2 separate regions of the Mus musculus genome follow, and region 1 is linked to region 2. A link is a loop called in an ENCODE intact Hi-C map of the cell type or tissue named here. Cell type or tissue: gastrocnemius. All regions are shown on one strand. Links, peaks and the distances in the headings refer to the core of each region. The heading gives the core; the rest is flanking DNA.

Region 1 (7,297 bases), core at 2,036-6,035, 370 kb after region 2:
GTTGCTTACTATAGGCCAAGCTAGGAGTGGTTTCACAGTATGTCTTGCATGTGCAGAGACACACACGCTTGGCTAAAAGTGCCACCCTGTCCAAGCCTAAGTAGGCTACCCAGGTCTGAAAAAGACAAAGAGAAACAGGAGTCACTTACTGTGCTTACTATAAAATCATGAGGTTTTTAAGAGATATGAATTCCAGTTGGTCCCAGGGCAGACTGAGCTGGGTAGCTGGGTTCAGCAGAAAGGATTTATTTATTTATTTATTTATTTACTTACTTACTTATTGATACAGGGTTTCTCTGTATACCCTGGTTCTCCTGGAACTCGCTCTGTAGACCAGGCTGGCCTCTAACTCAGAGATTCACCTGCCTCTGACTCCTGAGTGCTTGGATTAAAGGCGTGCACCACCACCTTCCAGCTTCTTGAAGAGCTTTCAATAACCCAAGTTGTGACTCTCCTAGACCTTAGGATCAATAGTGACTTTCTGAAGAATTTCTTTTTTTCAGTGTATTGCTGGCAGGACCAGGTGACTGAAGCTTCATCTACAGAGAGTGGATTAGGACAGTTGCCGCCTCCATACCCACCCCCACCCCCACCGTGCAGCACTGCTTCCTGAAGCAGGGCTAATTGGGATGTCCGGTTTAGCAGGAGCCTACCCTTAAACATGGAGCCAGACTTCTGTAAGCCATTCAGCTGAACTGAGATGCATAGAAAGTAGTCCAGAGCATTTACTGTAACAATTTGGCACGGACACATATATATATTGTTATAGTATTTTCCAGACTGGACAGGTGGAAGCAAGCTGCAGGACCCCGGAAGTCCTGTAAAGATATGGGCTTCACTGGGGTGCTTTGCAATGGCTTTCCTGGTGACCTCCCTTCCACCAGAGGTTCTATCCCTTAGGCACAGAGCCAGGCCAAGGCAGCTGCCTCATTAGTCTGTGGCTTCATTTCTCTCCTCCTGCTATCTTTCCAAATGCTGACAGTGGCTGGGGCCCTGCATTCCTTCAGCAGGAGTCTGCGCCACGGTTGCTGTTTTTTTTTTTTTGTTTGTTTCAGTTCAGCAGAGTCTTACTATGTAACACCCAGACTAGCTTGGAAATTACTATGTAGCCCAAGCTGGCCTTGAACTCATAGCAATCCTTCTGCCTAGGCCTCCCAAGTGCTAGAATTACAAGCACGAGCCAGCACGCTGACTGACACATCCTTTCTAAATCGACAATTTCCTTGTCTGTTCCAAGCCAGCTTGAATCGCACAGGAAGAGAGGGCCGCGTGGTGCGCATTTCGCTCCACGCGCTCTTCCCTTCCAGGGCTCGCCCTTAGCTCTATGCCCAGCGCGTACTTCCTTTCTCTGGGCAGCCGGCACTACCCAGCGCAGAACAGCGGGCAGACGGCAGCCAGGCGCGCGGGCGGCGACGTTGCAGGAAGCTCCCATTCATAAAGAGAACACCTGCTCGCTGCCTCCCGCCTCTCCGCACTCGCGAGCAGCCTGGGGAGGTTGTATTTGGCAACCTTCACCGTGTCCTCGCCAAGTCCTCCGGCCCTCATCTTCCACGACTAGCCCCAGTAGAACCAAGGAGACAAAAAAAAAAAAAAAAAAAGGCTTGTAAAAAGATGCATAAATCAAACCTCGCCCTTTGGCGCGAGGCTGTCCGACATTTTGTGCCTTGAAAGCTTTTTGCGGGGAGGAAATAGATTTAGGAACCGACTGTCGCGCTGTGTTGCGAGGCCTTTTTCAAGCGACTGGCCTTTTAGGGACCGCTGTTTACGCTTTCATGGTGGCGAGGAGTGGGCAGGGCGGGAGCTGGCCAGGGTTGCTCTGGCAAGCTGGGCGGGGCGCCGTGCTAATTCACCGTGCAGTCTCCATCCGTAACGGAGCAGTTCTCCACAATGATCCTCCCCACGAAGCCCTCCGACCCGCCCCTGACTGCCAGCCGCGAGAGGCGAGCCCTCATTCGCTGAGCTGACGCCTGGCTCCCCGCCCCCCGCCCCGTTACTCTCGCTCTGGAAATTACAACTCCTGGGCGCGCGGCACGGCGGGCGGGCGGGCGCGGGAGGCGGTGGGGCCGGGAGGGGGATTCCCGAGCCAGCGGGTGCTCGCCCCCCACCCGCCGCTGCAGCGTGGCGCGGCCAAGGTCAGGGGCGCTGCAGGAACCGGAGCCGGCGAGGCCAGCCTGGGACGCTGCTCAATACCGGCCTACGAGGAGGCAGCTCAGAGAGCAGCGGCCCGAGCAGCGGTACGGCGACGGTCTCCGGGCCGGGGGATGCCGAGGTGGCCGCGGCTGCACAGCAGCCTGGCGGAGGATGCGCGCGGGAGGGGGGACGGGCGCGGACTCCGGGCCCATCCTCTCGCGGGCGCTGTCCGCCGTCTGGTGGTGCTGAACCAGCCCTGGCCCCGCCACTCGGGCACTGGCCAAGAGCTGGGTAGGGGCGGGGCGCTCGCAGAAAGAAGACTCGGGGCAGCGGCGCTGCGGAGTCGGGCTCAGTAGCCTTGCTGGCTCACAGCAGCGGGTCACTGGTCCTTCGTGGAGTGGAGGCACGAGGTACCCCGGACGGCGCTACTGCTGCCTATTCAACACCTGGACAACCTCGGAGGCCACCGCGAGGGCTCCCCGCCACCTTCAGACGGCTGCCTCCGGTGAGGGAGCCTCGCCTTCAGGAGGTGAGGACCCCTCCTTTCTCTGGCGGCCAAGCGTCTTAGGGCGGTGGCCTGAGGACAGAGAGGGGGCGTGCCACCCTCGGGTGAAGACAGCATGCCCGTGAAATACCCCCGCCTCCTGACTCAAGAGCGCTGACATCGCCAGCCCAGCTGCGCTTGTCTTCGGAGCCTTGACCATTCTTGGCTGGTCCCGAGCGGCTCTGGCCGCGGGCGCGGCGATGGAGGAGGAGCTGAAGTGCCCAGTGTGCGGATCCCTGTTCCGGGAACCCATCATCCTGCCCTGCTCTCACAATGTCTGCTTGCCGTGCGCCCGCACTATCGCGGTTCAGACCCCGGACGGCGAGCAGCACCTGCCCCCGCCGCTCCTTCTTTCGCGAGGTGCCGCCGCCGCCGCAACCCCTCCGGATCAGGACGCAGCCGCCGGCGCGACCAGCGGAGGCGCGGGAGCTAACACAGCCGGAGGCCTAGGCGGCGGGGCGACCGGTGGCGGAGACCACGCGGACAAGCTGAGCTTGTACAGCGAGACTGACAGCGGCTATGGCTCCTACACCCCCAGCCTCAAGTCCCCCAATGGAGTCCGCGTGCTGCCCATGGTGCCTGCGCCCCCGGGCTCTTCGGCCGCCGCGGCCCGAGGCGCCGCCTGCTCCTCGCTCTGCTCGTCCTCCAGCTCCATCACCTGCCCGCAGTGCCACCGCAGCGCCTCCTTGGATCACCGCGGCCTGCGAGGCTTCCAGCGCAACCGGCTACTGGAGGGCATTGTGCAGCGGTACCAGCAGGGCCGTGGGGTTGTTCCGGGGGCGGCTGCAGCCCCGGCGGTGGCCATCTGCCAGCTGTGCGACCGCACCCCACCGGAGCCGGCAGCCACTCTCTGCGAGCAATGCGACGTGCTCTATTGCGCCACCTGCCAGCTCAAGTGCCACCCGTCCCGGGGCCCCTTCGCTAAGCATCGGCTAGTTCAGCCACCGCCGCCGCCCACACCCCCAGAGGCTACCCCTGCTGTTACAGGCACTTCCACTGCCTCCAGCGCAGGAGGATGCAGGAGCCCAGGGGGTGCCGGGGCCAGCGCGCCGCGAAAGTTCCCCACATGTCCCGAGCACGAGATGGAGAACTACAGCATGTACTGCGTGAGCTGTCGGAGCCCTGTGTGCTACATGTGCCTGGAGGAAGGCAGGCACAGCAAGCACGAGGTGAAGCCGCTGGGGGCAACGTGGAAGCAGCACAAGGTGAGCGTCGGCTGTGCGGAACGCCAGCCAGGGTGGAAGAAAAGAGATTCTCTGAACCCCTTCTTGGTGGGCTTGAGGGCCAAACAGGAATCACTCCATCCATCCATCCATCCATCCATCCATCCAATCCATTCGTCCGTCCGTCCGTCCACACACACACACACACACACACACACACATCCGTCCTTCCATCTACCCACATGTTCATCATTCCATCGATCTATGTATGCATGCATCCATCTATCCATACACTGGGCATGGGTATCCACCCATGCTTCCATCCAATCCTTCGTGCATTCATTCACCTATGTATGCATACATCTGTCTATCATGGATCTATATGAATGCATGCATGCATGCATCCATCCATACATACATACATCCATTCAAGGATCCCAGCAGTCACTATCTGACCAAGACTCAGTGGACCACGTGCTCTGCACTGGGTATCAGATTGGTAGGTTATGAAAACGACTTGTTAAGTTTCCTTTCTGAGGCAAAGGGTTCCCGAAGCACAGAAGCAGGGCTCTCACCCAAAGTCTAAGGCACACTGTCAGAGCTCCCTCCCCCCTTGTAAGTGAGAGACAGGTTTAAGAGTGAAACTGTTACCCGCTGGCCATAGGAACCCACCTGAAGTCTTCCTTAAATCCATTGCCAAGGCCGGGAGAGAGCACCCCTGCTCAAGAACCCTAGAGCCTTGTCCTTCTTCCACCGTAGACTCCATCAGCTTTGCCTCACTGAACAGATAAAGCTTTCCCCTTTTCAACTTCCAGAGAACTGTCTCCTCTTTCACTTAGTCCCCAGCTAGTTCTATGCCCAGAATTCCTCTAAACCTGTAGAGAAAGGCAGTGTCTCTTGGGCTATGGAAGAGATTGGGGACGTCAGGGGGTGTCCTTCCAGGAAAAAAGTGTGATTTTTCTCCAGAGCACTTCTCTTGCCTCAGGCTCTGCTACTGGAGCTGTGGAAGAGATGCAGACCAAAGAGATCAAGCACATCTGCCTACAGCCTACCCTCCTGGGCACTGGCCTCGGGTAGTGCTACTGTTAGCTACTTAGACCTGGTACTTTGCTCTTTGCTCTCTTCTTCTTCTTGAGCTGTGACAGTCTGCCTGGGCCCTTCACCAGCCTACAAGACAAGGTCAGGGCAGTTCCTCATCTGACATTCTATCCGGCACCCTTGTGCGACAGGCCTTGATGTCTCCTTAGACGAGCAGGTTAGAGTCACTTGTTCATGGTGCATTTCACACACCCCTCCTTCAGAAACCCACCCTGGAAGGTGTAAGAGGTGCCAAGACTGTCCAACAAGAACTATTGCCTGCAGTTACACAGAGTAGAGCCGCAGGAAAATAAGGCAGCTTGCTAAGTGCGTGCAAACAGCCCAGAGCAGCCAGATAGAGATGTGGCTTTCCTGTGTTTTCTTTATAGACTTTCATCTCCTACAATAAACATATGTTGCTATGATAATTTAATATTTAGGGAAGTTTTTGTGTGTGTGGTTTTTTTAAGATCCTCTTTTACTTACGGTATGGTTCAGGCTGGCATGGAACTCACTACCACCCTCCTTCTCAGCCTCTTGAGTGCTGAGGTTACAGATGTGAGCCGTAACACACGGCTACATTGTTTTAAATGAAAAGTATAGGGGGAAAAAAAGTAACTAGAGAACTCTTTGCAACTCTATGTTGGAGAAGGAAACCTGTTCAATGTCCTAGTGTGGGGACTCTCAGCAGGGATAATGTGCCTTACACCCAGCTTCTCCGGGCACTCTGAAAGGTCTGGCAACACTAGTGATCCTACAGTACAATTGAGAATCCATCTCCCTGCCATGAACTGCACCCCTGCAGAGAAACTCTTCTGTGGGGTCCCACAGCCTTGGTTCCATACCTCAGCCTTGCATGTTACTAGCTGTGTGTGCTTAAGCTACTTTGAAAACTTTGAACCCACCGTAAGTAACATTGAACTTGGACTCTTGTGGGAAGGGGTAAGTATCATCCTCTGCATAATCCCCTGTGTGGGACTCAAGCCATTAGGTGTTATTTACTGTTTTATGGTATTTATGCTTAACCCATGGATTTGTGGAAGGCTACGGGGGCGGTGGGGGCAGCACCCTGTTCTTTCAAGCCTCGTTGGCTTGGAGAAAGTAGCAGCTGGTGACTGTCAATATATTTTTCTGAATTTATTTCAGTTTAATTGGTATGCTTTTATAAGCTTACAGCTGTTGTTCTGTGTGTGTGTGTGTGTACACGTCTGTGTGCCATGATGCGAGTGTGTTGGCATGAGAACAACTTTTAGGAGTTGGTTCTCTCCTGCCACCTGGGTTCCTTGGATGGAGCTTAGTTAGGTCGTCAAGCTCGGCGGCAGAGAAGCTTTACTCACCGAGCCATTTGCCAGCATGCCGGCCTTCATGTGCTTCTTTTTGATTTTTGTTTCATTTGTTTTATTGAATGTACGTGTGTGTGTGTTGTCCATGCATGTGCACATATGTATAGGTACACACCTCTGCATGCACTTGTAGAGGGCAAACGTTGATGCCCAGTGCTCGCCTCCCTAGAACTCCACCTCACATTCTGAGACAAGGTCTTTTACTGAATCTGGGGTTCACGGATGGGCCAAGATGGCTGGTCAGTGAGTCCCTGGGATCCTCCTGTCTCTGCCTGCCTAGCACTGGGATCCCAGACATGTAGTGACCTCGTGCAGAGCCTATAAAGGTTCTGGGGATTTTGCCTGGGTAGCAGTTACTTTACCTACTGAACCATCTCCTTAGCTCTTTGGGGTATTGTGTATACGTTAACGACTGAGAATATTTGTCCCAAATTACAGCCCCACACACCACATTCTGTTGCATATTGCATGGTAGTCAGTGCAGTTTGACTTGTTGTTTCATCTCTTAAGTGAGTAGACATAATTATATAAATTGAAAAAATCTGGGATGGAGAGATGGTTCAGCTGTTTAGAACACCTGTTGCTCTTGCAGAGGACCCAGAGATGGCTCAGTGGGTGCGACTGCGTTGCTCTTGCAGAGGACCCAGAGATGGCTCAGTGGGTGCGACTGCGTTGTTCTTGCAGAGGATCAGAGTTAGGTTCCCAGCACCCATATCAGTGTCCAGCTCCTGGGAATCCAGAGCCCTCTTCTGGCTTTCTCGGTCACTAGCACTCACACACATATCCACATGCACCTGCCTGTGAGACACACATGCACCAATTAAAAAAAAAAATAAAAAGGAAGTTCAGGCTTGAAATCTCCCATTCAGCTTCTATGAGCTGTTGTGGTTTCATAGACTAGAGGGCCAAGACTAATTTGGGGCCCTGTTACCCAAACATTTATAGTGTTAAAGATTGCAAACCAGAGAGCAGAGGTGAGAAGTTGAATTCATGAGAGAGAGGAACGTCTTGCATACAAAAAAAAATAAGTTTGATAATGG
Region 2 (7,297 bases), core at 1,477-5,476:
TATTTTATGTGTGTTTTGCTTGCATGTATGTAAGTATATCGTGCTTACGCTGTGCCCACAGAGGCCACAAGTGGGTATCAGGTTCCCTGGAGCTGGAGTTATAGACAATTGTGAGCCACCGTGTAGGCGCTGGAATCAAACCTGGTTCCTCAGCACTGTGCCATCTCTGTTAAGACGGTTTCCATCCCTGACTAATTTCTAATTGTTCTTGCGCCATGCTCTGGAATCCTGTGTAAATCTCTTTCCCCTGAAAATCCCTTTCTCCTCCATTTGTCACCTGCCCCTCCCCACTCCCAGGAGACTGAACATACTTATCTTTTTTATCCCCAAGGCTCAATGTGCTTGCCGAATTAATATCTGGCAATGAAACCTCTGCCGACAGAGACTTATCGGGAAAACCGTCACTGCCCCACTTCAGCAGTGGTCCCCCGCACGTAGTCATCCTGTCCCCCAACCCCCAGGAGACACACAGCAATGTCCGGAAATTCATCTAGTTACCAAGAGCGAAAGCGAGTGGGCCTGACATACTGGCTTAATGGCTCATAAAGCACAAAGCAGACTCCCTCAGTCGAGAATGATCTGAAGTCTCAACAGACATCTATACCATGCCCAGCAATCCACTTTCAGCTATGTTTGCCCAAGAGAAATGGAGGAACATAGGTCATAAAAACACATGCAGGTGGATGGAGGGATGGCTCCATGGTTAAGAGGGCTTGCTGCTCTTCCAGAAGAGCAGGGGTCAGTTCCCAGCACCTGTAACAGGTAGTTCACAACCATCTCTAACTCCAGCTTCAGGGAATCTGATGGCTCTGGTTTCCTTGGGAACCTACACTCATGCACATACCCGCATGCAGATGCATACTTGCACATAATTTAAAATAATAAATCTTTTAAAATTACGAGGAATTCTCTTTTTAAAAAATATGAGACGCGCGATAATATGAATGCGTCTTAGAAGTGTAATACAAGCAACATTACTTTAGGAGATAAAGCTCTAGTGCTGTCTCTCGGAGAGGGAGACAGACGCTGGCTCTGGGGCGCAGGGGAGTCTTCTAGGTCTTGAGGTGTCCTTGACTTGTGTCTGTGTGGGTGTGTGAATGCACCATATAAAATGTCATATGCACCCCTTGCCTGCTACACTCCCTACAAATACTTCATTGAGTGCAAGGCACATAACCCCCAAACCCACCTGAAAGGTGATGTTAATCACTTTGGAGCTGAGCATCTGTCCTGATTAGTTTCCACTGTCAACTTGACAGCATCTAGAGTCCCTGGGGAGGGACTTCGGCTGACACGCAGCCTAGATCAGGCCGTGAACATGTGTGGGGGACATCATCCTGACAGCCTTCTTTCATGGTTTCTGCCTTCCATGACTTTCCCATCCTCCCTCAATGATAGAACATGGAAGTTTAAGATGAAGTAAACACTTTCCTCCCCCAAGCAGCTTTTAGTCAGTGTCTTATTGCAATGGGATGAAAGTACAACAATGCCCCCAAAAGCTTTGGTCCCCAAGGCAAGAGCCTTCACCCACTGTGATGGTTTGCAATATGCTCAGCCCAGGGAGTGGTACTATTAGAAGATGTGACCTTGTTGGAGTAGGGGTGTGGAAGCCAGTAGTCTGCTAGCAGCCTTCAGATGAAGATGTAGAACTCTCAGCTCCTCTTGTACCATGCCTGCCTGGACACTGCCATGTTCCTGCCTTGATGATAATGGATTGAACCTCTGAACCTGTAAGCGGGGCCCCAATTAAATGTTGTCCTTATAAGAGTTGCCTTGGTCATGGTGTCTGTTCACAGCAGTAAAACCCTAAGACACCCACTGATGGATCACAAGCTGGCGGCTCTCTAGGAAGGTGGAAATATGAAGTCTGAAGGTAGCCTGACAGAAGGCAGGTCATTGCAGGCGTGCTTCCGAGGAGCATTTCTTGTCCCTGTCCCCCCATCTCCGTTCTTTCTCTGCATCCCAGCTGCTATTAAGGTGAATTCCTTACCCCACCACCAGATCTGCCATGATGCCCTGTCTCACACCAGCCTCCCAGGAGTGGAGCCTCTGGAACCACAAGCAGGTGTCTGTCACATGACCAATGCCTCTCCTGGACTGGCCCAGTGCCCTCACTGTTGGCAAGGGTGTAAACAGGTATGCTTCTAGAACATTCTTCCACAACCTCTAAAACATACAACAATCCTTCCCTTTGATTCTCCTAAGCTGGTTCTAAGTTAAGGATCAAATCAAGGATGTGTCCACAAACTAAGCTTCGAGGACAGTCACCACAGCATTGACTTAATAGTGAAATTATAAAAAAGGCAGCAGGGTGAGCAGGATGGCTCAGTGGTTATGGTGCTTGCCATCCAAGCCAGAAGTCCTGAGTGCCATGCTTGGAGCCCGTGGAGTATTAAAGGCAAGAACCGCCCCCACAAAACTATCCTTTGATCTCCATATGCACATCATGGCACATATGCTCCCCCCACATCATCTACACACACATATACAATAACAACTTCTTAAGGCCATAGGCTCGAGGCTCACCAGTGGGATCAGTATACTGCGGATTCATTAAATTTTTACAATTTGAAAATTTAATGGGAAATATCCATGAGTCATTAATTGCAATTAAAAATTAGTTCACTCACCATGATGTGATCTTATATACATGGCTTTATGTATTTAGCGTCACAAATGGTTTCCTCTAGATAGAGAAATATTGTGGAACTAAAAAATAAATAAATTATCTAAAATGAACATGTTTATTATGCTGTTAAGAAAAATATACAATTACAGTTTTTAAAAATCAAGGTGAGTTTGACACCCCAGAATGGAGCAGGGACCTTCCACAGGCCCTGCTTGCACCCACAGCCACAGTTCCTGGATCAGAAAGTCCTGGCTCCTGAAAACAACACTAAGCTTCTAGGGGGAGTAGAAATTCTAGGATCTTCCTGTTCTGCCCTGACAAGAGTTACTTATAAAAGCACATTCCTGGGCTGGAGAGATGGCTCAGTGGGTAAGAGCACTGACTGCTCTTCCAGAGGTCCTGAGTTCAAATCTCAACAACCACATGGTGGCTCACAACCATGAGATCTGATGCCCCCTTCTGGTGTGTCTGAAGACAGCAACAGTGTACTTATTGATATTAATAAATAAATCTTTGGGCTGGAGCAAGCAGGGCCAGCCAGAGCGAGCAGAGGTCCTAAATTCAATTCCCAACAACCAAATGAAAGCTCACAACCATCTGTACAGCTACAGTGTACTCATATGCATAAAATAAATAAATAAATCGTTTTAAAAGTACACTCCTGTGTTAAAATCCACAAAACAGCAACCCCACCCCCACCTAGTGAAAAAGAAAAAACAGTTTGATGTATTAACATGGAAATAAGCGAGAGAAGGCGGCAGAGCTGAAATAAGTTCTAGTAACAAAAGGGGGTGGAATTGCCTATCCTGAGGTGTCAGGTAAGACTAGGTGGATGCCTTCCACCTGGTCAGGTCTCTCCACCTGCCCTCACAGCTAGGAAGCTAAGACCATCTTCCTGTACAGAAATGACAACTTCTCTACCAGAGTCTGTGTGAACATGAGGTATGACAAGGCACAGACGAGCAATTACTGATGTGACCCACACCAGGAGCTCCAGGTGCCCTACCCTGGACAGCCTAGGAATACAGAGCTCCTAGGAAGTCATCTGCACTGAGCCCGCATGGCTGCTTGGCTGTTAGGCAGCACTGCCCGAGACTGCAGTTGCAGCTCCCTAAATCCCAGGCTCCTCCTGCTGCCACATGGCCTGGCACAGAGCCACGACAGAAGGTACTGCTCCCTGGATTCCACAGGAAGGCCTCCTGCTCCCCCCAGTCACAGACCCATTTAATTCTGGCTTTAAAAAAGGAAACGTTTTTCTCATCTTACTCATGAGTTGGAAAGACTTTACTAGATGGTAGTGGAGAGATGCACGGCTGGCTAAGAGTTCAAAGAGTGTCTATGGAATGCTCAGCTATAAATGGGACACGTCTATCACACCCCTGCCCAAAAGGCTCAGGGAACATTGGAGGAGGGGAAGTGGGAAGATGTAAGAGCCAGGCTAGCAGGGACCTGGGGTGATACAATGTCTCCTGGACATGAAGGACCACTACACTCAAGAATTCATAAGATCTCGTCTACGTTCCAGCATGGACGGGACACAATAGCCCCCTCCCAACCTCAGCTAAGGAGCTTTGATGGCTAGTATCTGCTAGGAAAGAGTCAGTTTTCTTTAGGATGTGGTACCTGCTAGGTTGATCATACTCCAGTAGACAGTCACACATCTCTGCATATATGGGCAGCAGAAATTGGACTCAGTAGGTTATTAAAAAGAGAGGGGAGGAAAGAAGGGAAAAAGAACAAAGCTGGGAGGCAGGTGTGAGGGGAGCAGAGCTGGAAAGAGTTGGAGGGGGAAAGAGAGTATGAGTATGACCAAAATACATTGCACAGGTGCCATGAAACCCTCAAAGAATAAAATATAATAAATAAGATAATTGTTACAAATGCTAAAAATAAAAGACTATTTTAATAAACCAGCAGTAAGCCAGGTGTGGTGGCCCACACCTTTAATCCCAGCACTTGGACGGCAAAGGCAGGTGGATGTCTGGGTTCAAGGCCAGTCTGGTCTACAGAGTGAGTTTCAGGACAGCCAGGGTTACACCAAGAAACCCTGCCTCAATAATAATAATAATAATAATAATAATAATAATAATAATAATAACAACAACAATAATAATAATAATTATCATCATCATTATCTAGGCAGTAAACTCTAAGGACAAAAATCCAACAATGTTAATTTTCAACCCCACATTCCTCTCATCTCCCCAAGGTCAGGTTCCTACTGGAGTCTCGGAGGTTAGTATGAACAAGAGGGGTCAGTCACCACAGAAACCCAGCAAAGCTAGAACAGGCGACCGGAGACTGGTACTGCCTGCTTCTCTGCCTCCTCAAGAAGTGATGGAAAGCACTCGGAGAAGGAAGCCTGAAGGTCAGAGGCCCCAGACACAGCCTGGCTGAATCTCACACTGCTCCCAGGAGAGCTTTGCACACTGCTGGCAATCTGCACTGTGGGAAGGTAAGTGAGACTGACAGCTTGCTGGGTTATTTTAGGGGGCTCCGTTGTTAAGTCTGGACGCTGTTCTCCCAAAGAGCAGTTCAGTTCCCAGGAAGACTCTGCCATCTACACAAGGGTTAAAGTACGGACACCAGCCTGCCAGTGTTTGTCTGTAAGTCTTCCCAAGGGGACCCACACCTCAGAGCAGAGCCTGAGGGAGGTGCTAGAGCCACTCCCCTGCCATTGCCAGCTGTGCTTTCCCAAGCATGCTCCATCCAGATAGCTGAAGCCACGGAAAATAGGGATGGGGCGGAGAAGACTTGAACAGTCTGAAGGGCCAGGATTCTCACCAGTAACTACCGAATCTCTCCCTCCCTCTTCTCAGCTCGGCACCCCTGACTCTCTACTATATGCACAAAAATCTCCATGGAGCCACAGAACTGCTGCTCTAGAGCAACTCAATATGTAACGGTCCCATCATGCACCTCTTTCCTGCCCAAAGACTCAGCAAAGGTCTCCAGGTCTTCAAGGGAATCAAGCTGCATTCTCCCCAAAGAAAAGAAACTCTCCACCAGCAGCGAGGGAGCAGCTCCATATGCCCATCTGCACACTCACACTCATGCACAGATACAATTGCTTACAGTGGGGCAAGTCAGTATGTCCCATAGCAACCAGGAGTCCTATGCAGTCCTCATTAGACTGCTGCAGCCGTAGCAATCGCAAATGTTCTATTATGAAACAATGTAACGTTGTAACAGATCAAAACACCACTCTTCCTCTCCCCCCACCCTGCCCGCCCAGTTACATCTGTTAAGCAACTGGGCCACACAGAAGGGAGAGAGATTCAGGCAGCGTTTGTGGAGATGTAAAGCAGCAATTGCTGGAGCGCCCCGGATGCTGTAGCTTAGCACGCTGAACCTCTTGGTTGAGCGCTGCAGCAACCGACTTCCTAATAAACACATCCATCTCTCTCCACGCTCCTGGGCTCAAGGATCTTTTCTGACCAACCTGGAAATCAGGAATCTATTTTAAGCTCTGATAAATCACTTTCCTTGGGCTCAACAAGCCATCAACTCTGTCCCTCTCCCCTTTCCCCGTGTTTCCCTTGGGTAGCGGGTACCACAGAGGAAATTCTAAAGTAGATCTAAATTTAAACGAGAGGATCGCTCCTAAAGCAGAAAAGCAACACTGGCCACAAATACCAGCAAATAGCCGCTAATGCCTTTGCCTAAGGAACCTCTGAGTGACTCTCAGGAACAGGCTCAAACTCAGTGGCACTATCAGAAAGGAGGATATGACCCTAATGCCAGTGGCAGGCAATCCTGGACTTCAGGCTGGGAGTGGACAGAGTGAACAGTGGACAGAGGGCTTTGCTTCTGAACATCTTGACTTATACATTACTAAGAAAGAAAGTTCTGGTTAAATCGCTTTTGTGTGTTTACCCTTCTCAATACCAGACCCTTCATCTAAACTAAGCCCAGCACGACATCCCTATTTTGCCCTGTGACCTCAGCTTTGCCGAATTCTCCTCTGTAGACATCTACAGTAGGCATCTTAAGTGCTGCAAGATCAACACAGGATCACAAAGGCTCACAGCACGAAGACTGACAAACCAGGGCACCAGGCTGGTACAATCCCAACATCCAATATGGAAAGCAGCTGTCCAGGGCAGGAGGCCTTTAAGGCACACTGGGAAATGAAGGGTGGCATATAGGAGGACAATTTAGAGTACCATAAACCACAGCCAAATGGTTGGGTTTTAAAATGTACCCACTTAGAACCTTGCATGGTGATGGTAACCCTCCAATCCAGATGCAACTTTGCCCATCCACACCGCAGCCTGGCAAGGTTGCAGAACACTCCCTCCAGGGCTGGGCCAACCTTTCCCATTGCCAGCTCCCTGCAGCTACGTTTCCATACCCAGGCCCTGGAGCCTACCTCCTGTGCACCTGCAATCTTGAGGAACAATAGCTATAGTGTCATGTACACTGCCCAAAGTGTGTGTGTGTGTGTGTGAGTGACACACACACACACACACACAGAGAGAGAGAGAGAGAGAGAGAGAGAGAGAGAGAGAGAGAGAGACTATGCAAAGGGGCACTCCTTGGTGCCCATTCACACTGGTTGTGTGCACTTCACAGAATATATGGTGTAACATCTGGCTGCTAGGAAGCCATGGAGCCTGAACAGCAGCACTGAGGATCATATGGGAAAGCAGTTTCCACATCTCAGAA

The links. Peaks named below come from ENCODE experiments on the same cell type or tissue, not always from the same donor. Only the 100,000 strongest peaks of a DNase experiment are listed, where the experiment ranks them.
Region 1: a loop joins it to region 2, with 2.4 times the contacts of the local background. A loop is called at or near these places in 1 of 42 quality-filtered maps.

The regions. Positions count from the first base shown.
Region 1 is chr8:124,791,027-124,798,323 of GRCm38, forward strand. It overlaps Trim67 (tripartite motif-containing 67), which reads left to right and starts at 1,993. Exons shown (of 10, transcript NM_198632.2): 1 at 1,993-3,879. The coding sequence starts at 2,875. Gm46059 (a long non-coding RNA gene) reads right to left here and starts at 1,361. Exons shown (of 3, transcript XR_001778718.2): 1 at 278-1,361; 2 at 1-115. In gastrocnemius, for the core only: a CTCF peak has its summit at 3,563; DNase peaks (open chromatin) are centred at 2,397, 2,743, 3,170 and 3,529; H3K4me3 peaks cover 1,318 bases.
Region 2 is chr8:124,425,834-124,433,130 of GRCm38, forward strand. All of the region lies in intron 1 of Pgbd5 (piggyBac transposable element derived 5), which reads right to left. Among named protein-coding and RNA genes, the nearest start is that of Pgbd5, 4.5 kb to the right of the region's middle. In gastrocnemius, for the core only: no CTCF peak of the experiment used is centred there; a DNase peak (open chromatin) is centred at 3,774.